Linked DNA regions of Homo sapiens: region 2 is linked to region 1. The links are chromatin loops, found by intact Hi-C in ENCODE. Cell type or tissue: heart right ventricle. All regions are shown on one strand. Links, peaks and the distances in the headings refer to the core of each region. The heading gives the core; the rest is flanking DNA.

Evidence for each region. Peaks named below come from ENCODE experiments on the same cell type or tissue, not always from the same donor. Only the 100,000 strongest peaks of a DNase experiment are listed, where the experiment ranks them.
Region 2: a loop joins it to region 1, with 4 times the contacts of the local background. A loop is called at or near these places in 5 of 110 quality-filtered maps.

What each region holds. Positions count from the first base shown.
Region 1 is chr18:11,385,859-11,391,242 of GRCh38, forward strand. All of the region lies in intron 1 of LOC107985173 (a long non-coding RNA gene), which reads right to left. All of the region lies in intron 1 of LOC124904250 (a long non-coding RNA gene), which reads right to left. It overlaps LOC105371995 (a long non-coding RNA gene), which reads right to left. Exons shown (of 2, transcript NR_188006.1): 2 at 4,175-4,634. Among named protein-coding and RNA genes, the nearest start is that of LINC01928, 66 kb to the right of the region's middle. In heart right ventricle, for the core only: a CTCF peak has its summit at 2,213; a DNase peak (open chromatin) is centred at 2,233.
Region 2 is chr18:11,176,765-11,182,148 of GRCh38, forward strand. No RefSeq gene overlaps it. Among named protein-coding and RNA genes, the nearest start is that of PIEZO2, 30 kb to the left of the region's middle. In heart right ventricle, for the core only: no CTCF peak of the experiment used is centred there; DNase peaks (open chromatin) are centred at 2,287 and 2,637.

The DNA.
Region 1 (5,384 bases), core at 101-5,100:
GAATATACAAATAACTTTTTAAATGGTAAAATCCAATTAAAAATATATATTTTAGCAGATACTTAATCAAAATATTATATAAATATGGCACACAACATGTACAAAGATGCTCAACATCATTAGTTATCACAGATGTGCACAGCAGAACTATAAAGAAGGGACCACTACACCAGGAGGTCTAACATTTTTAAAGGCCGATAATGCCAAATGTTGTCAAGATAACTGGAATGGTCACACAGTGTTGATGAAAATCAAAAATGGAAGGACTGTTTTGAAAAGGTTTGACAGTTTTATAAAAATAAAACATAAACTGGCTGGGCATGGTGGCTCATGCCTGTAATCCCAGCACTTTGGGAGGCTGAGGTGGGTGGATCACTTGAGGTCAGGAGTTCGAGACCAGCCTGGCCAACCTGGTGAGACCGCCATCTCTACTAAAAATACAAATATTAGCCGGGTGCGGTGGCAGGCACTTATAATCCCAAATACTCAGGAGGCTGAGGCAGGAGAATTGCTTGGACAGGGGGCAGGGGTTGCAGTGAGCTGAGATAGAGCCACTGCACTCCAGCCTGGGCAACAAGAGCAAGACTCTGTCTCAAATAAATAAATAAACAAACTACCATTAGATGCAGCAATTTCACTCCTAGATACTTATGCAAGAGGAATGTAAGCATATGTCCACATATACACTTTTACAGATATAATTATAGAAACTTTATTTGTAATAAGCAAACACTGGAAACAACCCAAATGTCTGTCAAGGGCTGAACTGTATCTACCCAAAGTGTGTATATTGAAGCTCTGGACCCCAATCCCTCAGAATGTGCCTATTTGGAAATAGGGCCTTTAAAAGGGTGATTAAGTTAAAATGAAGCTATTAGGCTGGTTCCTCCTCCAGAAGAGGACATTTGGATACACGAAGAGACATCAGCGATGCACACACAGAGAAAAGACCATGCAAAGACGTCTGAAAGCCGAGGAGAGCGGCCTCGGGAGAAACCAAACCTGCCAACACCTGCTAATCTCAGACTTCTAGCCTCTCGAACTGTGAAAAATAAACGTCTGTTTTTTAAAGCACTCGGTGACATTTTGTTAGTTTTGCTAAAAAACTAATACAATGTCCATCAACAGATGGATAAGCAAATTGTTGTATCCTCACGCAAGGGAAAACTACACAGCCATAAGCGCAACAATTTACACATGCTGTGGTACGCGGATATGTAGTTGCCTGGGGATGGGGGTGGGAGGAAAAACTAAAATAATCGTACATTTAATGAGTACTGAATTGTGTGCACCAGGAAATTTACAATCAAATCATGAATACCACACATCCATCACCTGTCCTAATATTCTCATGCCCACCTTTGTAATGCCCACCCTTTTTTCTCCCAGGCAACTACAGATCTGCTTTCCGACACGATAGAATTGTATTTTCTAGAATTGGGTACGTTTCTGACACACGTTATGTTTTATATAGATATTTTGGTCTGGCTCCTTACACTCTATGTGAGTACATGGAGATTCATGTGTACCACAGCATGTGTAAACAGTCACTTCTCCCTTTGGGCTGTCTTTCCTATTTCATTAGGTTGCTTATAGTGATCCCGAAAGATGCAACTCACAAAGTAATCTTCCTAGAAACAGGAAAGTCTAAAAAGTAAAAAAATACATATGGGAAGAAATTTTTATTTCCCTTAAGGTATATTTTTCTGCCTATATCTGATATAATTTCAATTTTACGATGACCATTTTTCCCTACGTTTTCTCAACTGGAGATCCATTGACTGACACAGCTCTACCTTTTATCAAATACCCAATCAGTAACCTGCATGGTGCCACTCAATGGTATCCAGAGTCATCCACACCACTTCTACTGCCCCTAACCCAGGCTCATCTCTGAAATTTCATTATTCGCATTAGTCACTCTTTGGGTCTGATAATCTAAAGACTTAAAATGCAAAGTCCTTTTTTAAAAAAGAAAAACTGAAGCAATGATGCTTTGGTTTGAATTTCAAAGAGAATTGCCTTAACAAAGAGGCCCCAAGAGCACACAACACAGGACTAGGCACAGAGTCAGGGTGAGACACAGAGAAAGGGTGTGATCTACAAGCCAGTGCAGTTTGCAGGAAGAGGAGGACAGGATTCCTGGGCAGCTAAGGCAGTGATCAGACGATGGTACCTTGGACAACACAAGGGCACAACAGCCACCAAGCGGGACAGAAAGGAACTGCTGACACATCTGGCCACTTGCCAGTTTGGGCTGGGAATCCTGGAGGCACTAACATGAACTGTTTTGACGTACTCTACATAGAATCATAGCATTTCCACAGCTTCACTGAATTTTCAGAGCTGTAAAAATCATTTTCATCTTAGAGATGGGACATTGGAGGCCCACAGAAGTTAAAAGAGCGTCCAAGAATACATATCTAATTACTGGCACAACCGGGACAGAGCCAGGTGACCTACTCCAGGTCAGGGGTTCTTTCCACTACACCTGTGCCTGACTTGAAAGCGTTAGAATGCCCTTAGATTAAAACCAAATTTTGTTTATCATCATCAGCCAAGGTATTATCTCATTAATAATTGCAGTCATCACAATTATAAAGCATATAGGTTCCCTGACAGTAATGGTAGTAATAGTCGTAAATATTCATTATATGCACCTGAAAGCTGATGAGCTAGAACTGAAAGGAAAAACCATAAGCTGGTAGAAAGAATGAAGAAAGGAGGCTACAACTACTGCATAGAGCTGGCTTGAGTATTCCCAGGCCAGCAAAGACTTCCACATTTATAAGGCCACTTACTCTTCCTCCCAGACATTGAAAAACATCTGTCCAACTTGATAAGAAGAACCAAACTAAGTGGAAGTGTGCAAAAGAAATCCTTTGTGTTAAAGAACTATTATTAGTTTAAGTACAGTATTGCAGGTCCTAAATCTTGGTCCCTCTCTTAAGTACAGTATTGCAGGTCCTAAATCTTGGTCCCTCTTCCCATCACTTCCTTTTTTTCTCACCTTCTCACATGCAAAAACACATATGCATATGCATGTCTGTGCTGAGGACCACACAGCCAAGGGAACTGATAACAAGTGAGAAGAGTGAAATCCAGACAGGAAAATTAATGACATTCTTTCAGATGCTTCCGCTTCTCAGAGAAATCACAAGTGCATTAACTCATTTGATTCCCGCAAATTGCTTGTAAAGCCGGCAGCACCAGGATAATTATGCCTGTGTGGCTGATGAGGAAAGTGTGGAACGCAGAGGCATCTTCATTCTTATGATTAACCCAAGTGTGAGCATCCCTGTCTGGAACAAAGTCATTCCTTTCTGATTGATTACCTATTTAATTGAACCCTGAGCTAGTGGGGCTGCAGCTCTTACCTTTGAGGTCTATTAGAGTTCCATGGAGGAAGTCTTTTTAGTGCCAGGGACAGTATTGGGGTTCAGTGCTAAATATTTATCTACTAAATGGGAAAATTAAAATTTAAGAAAACCATCAATGCAGATAATGACAAAGACTCACAAATGAAGACATGCCTGCTATTTGTGTCCTATGCATTAGCAGAAACCATCAACAGAGTCAGCATACTTTCAACTGAAAAGACAACCACATTAAATGACTTCCGTGAACTACTTTGATGAGCGTGAGTAATGTTTTCAGTTAACAACACAAGAATTGAGTCTTCCATTATCACGAGATTTTTTCCTTCAGCATTAGTAGAAGCATCTCCAAGTTAGAGCGAACCGGAGACTTCCGCTGGTACAATAAAATCATAAATAATTAAAATGACTTAAGCTGCCCCTTTCTTTAACATTTCCTATCCAAAAGGCCCATAAATCACTTCAATAAAAGTGCCTTTTTTTTTTTATCAACCCTAAATCTGTGCTTAGGTCTATGTGCTTCTACTTGATTTTATGCATCAGATGTAGCAAGAGATGAATTGATTGCCTGTTTTACAATGTCACACATATGTGTCTACCACTTGGTACTTCTGGCAAGGGGAGGTCACAAAAAATAGATTTCACTGGAGACAACCACAATTTTCTCCTTCTTCCAGACGTTTCACTTTCCATAATCTGACCCAGATTATTAGCCACAATTAATTAATTCTACCTAAGGAGTCCTTTTAAGAGTAGACAGCATGGGAGTGACATAGCAACAGCCATAGCCTACTAAGTGCCTGGTACCAAAGATCCTTTATTAAATACTCAATATAATCATGCATGGTTTATCATATTTTCTCGATTTTACAGACTTAGTAATGGACTTGTCCATATTTATTTATTTCCATAAATAATTAGGAGAGCCTGGAGTTGCACCAAGTTCTCTCTGACTTGAAGAGCTTATCAATTAAAAAATAAGTCAGAGTCAGGGTGACTCTGACTCTAGCCCAATAAGTAGAAAAGGATATGAGATGTCCACTGCTTCAATTATCTTCAGAGCAAGATAACAACCATTTATTAAAGCAGGAGAGAAAGTATCCTATTGTTTAACTTCTGTAGGGACAGCGATTTCTTGGATTGCTTAGGTTTCCAACTTTGGACTCTTCTGTATATGTAGTGTAGATTCAGTTGTAAAATGTTGCTTCCTCTCTGAGAAAACTCTTCTGGTTCTACTGGACCCCTTCTAGACAGTACCTAGTGAAAGTAATACGGGTAAATAGCAAGCTGAAAGAGCATGACGGAGCTAGTCCAGTCCATATATACTGCAGCAAGATTGATTTTGAAGTAACAATCACTATGAATTAAAGGCAGCATGGCATAGCAAAAAAGGAATCAATTTGGCAGTCAGACATAATTGGATTCAAATTCCAGCTTCATCACTTAACTGATTAACCTTAAGAAAAGTTATTTAACCTCTCAGAGCACCTATTTTCTCATCTAAAAAATAGATTTAAGTATGACAGTCCTTGTATATACTGATAGGAATTTTCAGTGAGATAACGCAAATAAAATGTGATATATTAATGGTTATGAATAATTATTATGAATACATATTCATATCTATGTATAATCCCAATTTGTCTAGAGTAAGTTTGATTCTCCCTAGGTATACATGTAGGCTTACTGAGAAAATGTTCATCAGCATATTCCTTCACACATCTTCCATTTTTGAGAGAACAGTGTAGTGTGGTCTGAAGTAAATTGGGTAAATTTTGAAAACTGAATATCCCTAAATTTAGAAGGACACAGATAAGAACTTGGAGCAAAACAGATGAACATATTTGATTCTATAATAAAAGGATAGAGCAAAAAGCAACAAAAGAATTTGCTTTTTTCCTCCTAACTTGGCTTTCTAATAACATCATACATATTTTTGACAAGTGCATAACACCCTCCTAATCTGGATGGCAAGTACAAGAGCTGAAATTTGAGGGAGACACTTTC
Region 2 (5,384 bases), core at 170-5,169, 210 kb before region 1:
TCAGGTGATAATGCATTTTCCTTGGAACATCAGTCCTGAAATAACCTCGAGTGTCCGGGTCAGGCAATTCCCCTTGGAAGCATCAAATAGGCATTATACCCTGGAAAACAGAAACACTGGACTGCCCCCAAGAAGAAACTGAAAAGATACCAAGTTAGCAACGCCACAAAGCCACAAGCAACCTGCCTCCTTCCTCCTCTCCTGCTCTTTTGATTAAAACATCAGTCATATGCACAGTGTTCAGAAAACATTGCATTATGATCTTTATCATGGAACTTATCACTCCCAATGCTGAGTGCCTCTTTCCTCACTGTCACCACAAGGAAATTCTGCACTCCTTGATGGAAAAGGGCTGTGTCTTTTTCTTTTTTCTTTTTCTTTTTTTTTTTTTGAGACGGAGTCTTGCTCTGTCTCCCAGGCTGGAGTGCAGTGGCGCGATCTCAGCTCACTGCAAGCTCCGCCTCCTGGGTTCATGCCATTCTCCTGCCTCAGCCTCCTGAGTAGCTGGGACCACGGGCACCCGCCACCATGCCCGGCTAAGTTTTTGTATAGTAGAGACGGGGTTTCACCGTGTTAGCCAGGATGGTCCCGATCTCCTGACCTCATGATCTGCCCGCCTTGGCCTCCCAGGGCTGTGTCTTTTTCAACTCTGTGTACCCAGAACATAGTAGGGTGTTTGGCACATAGCAGGCACTCAATATATAGCTGCTGACTGAATAAATGTTAAATGGAGGACTTGTCAGGTAGTCTGTTGGAATAAGGACATTAACACAGAAATCATTGTGAGCACTTCCTGCTTTGCAGGCACTATGTTAGAAACATGTTTACACTGTTTCATTTAATCCTAACAGTAACTCTGCAAGACAGGTGACTTCATCTCTGGCTGACAGAGGAGGTTATTCAAAGAGGAAGAGGTCAGACAGATGACCACGATCAAGCCCAGAGAACAGCAGAACCCCGTCTCTCGGGTGCCATAGACCTGGCCCATCCTGTCCTCAAGGGGCTGGATTAGCAGAGAGAAGGCACAGGTGACCAAATGGCCAAGAGCTATGACACGTTTCGCCCTGATTTCTGCCTGGCTGTGGTGGAGATCAGTGCTAATAGTTATGAGGAGGGAGAGAGGGATGAGAAGGTTTAATCTGAGTTGTGAGAGACAAGGAGAGTGGGAGAATCTGGCTGACCTTCATTATCTGCAAAGACAGGAAAGACTCCGATGGGGACACAAGGTGGTTCTGACTGAGGTCAGGCTGCCCTCAGGAAGGCCGGGGTAAGAAGTCCAGGAGCCGAAGTGGGAGAGTCCGGCTCCTCTGCTGGATGGAGGTGCCCTAAAGGGGGTCGCAGAGAGGCGGAACCTCATCAGATTTGCGATTCAGATTACTTTCTCTCTCTCTCTCTCTCTCTCTCTCTCTCTCTCTCTTTCTTTCTTTCTTTTTCTGGTGTCTTGCTCTGTCACCCAGGCTGGAGTGCAGTGGCGTGATCTCGGCTCACTGCAAGCTCCGCCTCCCGAGTTCAAGCCATTCTCCTGCCTCAGCCTCCCGAGTAGCTGGGACTACAGGGGCCCGCCACCACGCCCGGCTAATTTTTTTGCATTTCAGTAGAGACGGGGTTTCACCGTGTTAGCCAGGATGGTCTCTATCTCCTGACCTCGTGATCTGCCCGCCTCGGCCTCCCAAAGTGCTGGGATTACAGGCCTGAGCCACCGCGCCCGGCCCCAGAATACTTTTTCTAGCAACAGTCTGGAATGGTACTGATCCTGGAGACAGAATATGAAAAAGATCCTAGTTAAAATTGGAAAGAAAGATGAATGAATGTGGGGGTAAGGAACAGAGAAGAATTAAGGATGATCGCATTTCAGTGAAGAAGTGGAGAGGTTGATTGCAGAGGACTCAAAAAAAGCTCCATACGTAAATAAAGTAACATGATCAGATAATGTTTTGAAGAATTAACATATGTATTGTATTTTGATTCTGTGATTCTTCTCATCAGGGAGTTTGCCAGTGGCCCCAAGGGCCCAAGGGGAATTGCCAAGCCCATGTCATTCACTGCTGCAGAAAATCCCTGAAGACATAAGTGGTCCAGCAGTTTTTGCATCCAGGTCCTTTGATTGTGTTATTCCTTGTCACTTTGTCACAGTTTTCTCTGACTTAAATCAACCAGGAGAATAAATCAAACAGCAAGAGTAACCGACACAACGATTTCTGCCCAGCACAACCCACAGCTGGCTGAGTCTAGGTTCCATGGAGCGGGAGGGTGTGGGTGGCTAGCCATCCTTGTTACGCAATGGCAAGGTTGCTGGCTGAACGTCTTGTTGATGAGGTTTCTAATTTAAGGGGCCTGATAGAATGCTTATTTAGGATTTTGTAATGTGAGAAACAGACAAGTTTTGGTTACACTGGCGCTCGGCAGAGATAAGAAAATACACACGTGGTTCAATGCAGCCTTTCTTGTGGCTCTGGGGCCTGGTGCCCTTTCACAACTAACTTGCTGCCTCAGGACAGTGAGGCCATGTAAAAGCACCCCGTCCAGCTCACAGGAATCCCAGGAGGCTTTACAGTCACCATTTAGAGTTCTCCTTTGGGGTTAGTGACGGCATGAACGCCCACAGCTACGTACCAACTGAAGTCAGAGACGTGGTTTTACAGTGGAGCCAACTGACGTCGAGGTGGGCATTTCTCCAACATTGCCACCTCTGCTTGGTGCAGACAGGAGAAGCCATGTGGCAGCTGTCACAGATGACTGCAGTGGGAGTGTGGAAGGTGAGGACTTATAGGGGACTACCCAGGGAATGGTCCACATGACCCTTTGTGGGGCCTTACTAATGCCAGGACCTAAGGGGTACCATGTAGAGCTTTGTAAATTAAATATAAATAAAATAGGGTGGGTGCAGTAGCTCACGCCTGTAATCCTTATTCTTTGGGAAGCTGAGGTGGGAGGCTCACTTGAGCCCAGGAGTTTGAGATCAGCCTGGGCAACACAGGGAGACCCTATCTCTACAAAAAATACAAAAATGGGCTAGGCATGGTGGTGTGTACCTGTGGTCCCAGCCACTCAGGAGGCTGAGGTGGGTGGATTGCCTGAGCCCAGGAGGTTGACGCTGCAGTGAGCCATAATCATGTCACTGCACTCCAGCCTGGGTGACAGAGAGAGCTTGTCCCTAAAAATAAAAATAAAAATAAAAATAAAAATAAAATAAATAAATAAATAAAAGGAAAAGATACTGCCCTTTTGTAGGAACTGGTCATTCTGCATTCTTTTTCATCTGGAAACCTCATTTCTCTCCTTAAAGCTCATAGTTGCAAGGACAGAAGGACTGCGTTACCTATAGAATAAAATCTTCATGCCACAACACCTATGGCTTAAGGAACGAGTGTCCAAGAGAGCCACAGGAAAAACCAGGTTGGCATGAGATTGCAGTAGGCTTCATGAACAAGAAAGTTACAGCTACATCCAAAGGAGATTTTCTGGCTTCGCCCTCTAAAGCAGGCAATGAAACCCAGGGCTTAAACCCCAGGGCCAGTGACTCCACAGGGTGCAAAACCGCCTGGGCATGATGATTTATGGACCTGTCAAACACTCAGCAGCTTTCTGGTGTGTTTAGGGCACAGCATCTCAGAGTGCATAAGTCATTATTATGAATGCTGGGCTGGGGTGCGTGGGGACGGCTCTCAGGCCCCTCCATGGGCTCACAGGCCTTCTTTGTTGAGCCTGGCAGAGTCAATAGCAGTAAACTCTGAAGCCCTCATTCCTCTTTGAGTTTACTTTACATTTGACTCAGAAAATAAAGTCAATCAAATGTTCTAAAGATCATATTTGGTTCATATTTCGTCCAGACTTGCTCAGTTTTAGAAAAACAAACTCATTTTCAAGGAACTTGATCTTTGTCAATTTCACCGAATCGTTCATATCAAAATATAGGAGTAACTTAACAAGGATATTATTAAATTTATATGCATTCATAATATATGCTTTGCTTTAAAAGACAAATAAGATGAGAAAGGTCTTTAGTGATTTTTAAGAGTCAGCCTATGGGACACAGCAATAAATCCATTCATTTTACGAAGATATATTCTGTCAGTAGTGATATTCTTCTTGAGAAAAATCCATCTCAAGCATCTAACAGAAGAAGTCGAATTAGCAGAATGCTGTGTGTTCCAAGAGTTTAATGATATTTCTGTTATTTTTGCTTTAAATCCAGAATAAAAAGAGGTGGGTTACCATTAGATCAGTAATTAGGCCAATTCATTCAGCATGATTTAATCTATTATACAACTAAATTACAGTACTTTTGAATCCAAACACCATTTAGAACAATCTTTCTATTACAAAGACCAGGTTACAGTTTAGGATATTAGGGAGAAAAATGTAACCCACACACCTCCTCTGTTCATTGCATAGTAACTGAGCCTAGGTGACCAATTTGTGCCAAGCGATGAACCTTCCAAAAGTCTCCTTCTGGTGATGACTTCTCTTGCCCTGTGGGGCCTCCAGCCAGTAAGAATAGCGGCAAATCTGGGGGCTTCATGGGGTTGTGGGCTTAGAGCTGGGAACGGGACAGGAAGCCACAGGGGCTGGGCAATGATGAGAAGCAGAGACATTTCTGTCTCCATCCCATCCCATTTCATTCTCCTCCTGGCATGACACCAATAAATATTCAGCTGAAAGATTGATTCACAGATGAGAAGTGAATGTGCTTTTCCCTCACTGCACTAAGGAATTAATTATTTGTATTTGTTTATCTATTTTTTTCTATTTTCTTTTTTTTTAATTATACTTTAAGTTCTAGGATACATGTGCAGAACGTGCATGTTTGTTACATATGTATACATGTGCGATGGTGGTTTGCTGCATTCTTCAACCCATCATCTACATTAGGTATTTCTCCTAATGCTATCCTTCCCCTTGCCCCCCAACCCCCAACAGGCCCTGGTGTGTGATGTTCCTCTCCCTGTGTCCACTTGTTCTCATTGTTCACCTCCCACTTATGAGTGAGAACATGCAGTGTTTGGTTTTCTCTTCCTGTGTTAGTTTGCTGAGAATGACGGTTTCCAGCTTCATCCATGTCCCTGCAAAGGACATGAACTCATCCTTTTTTATGGCTGCATAGTATTCCATGGTGTATATGTGCCACATTTTCTTTATCCAGTCTATCATTGATGGGCATTTGGGTTGGTTCCAAGTCTTTGCTATTGCAAATAGTGCTGCAATAAACATACATGTGCATGTGTCTTTATAGGAGCATGATTTATAATCCTTTGGGTATATATCCAGTAATGGGATTGCTGGGTCAAATGATATTTCTAATGCCTCTTGCTCATGTTAGACTTTCTTTTGGCCATCAGTACACACCCTTGACCATACTATACATTTAGATTAGTAAAATGTAT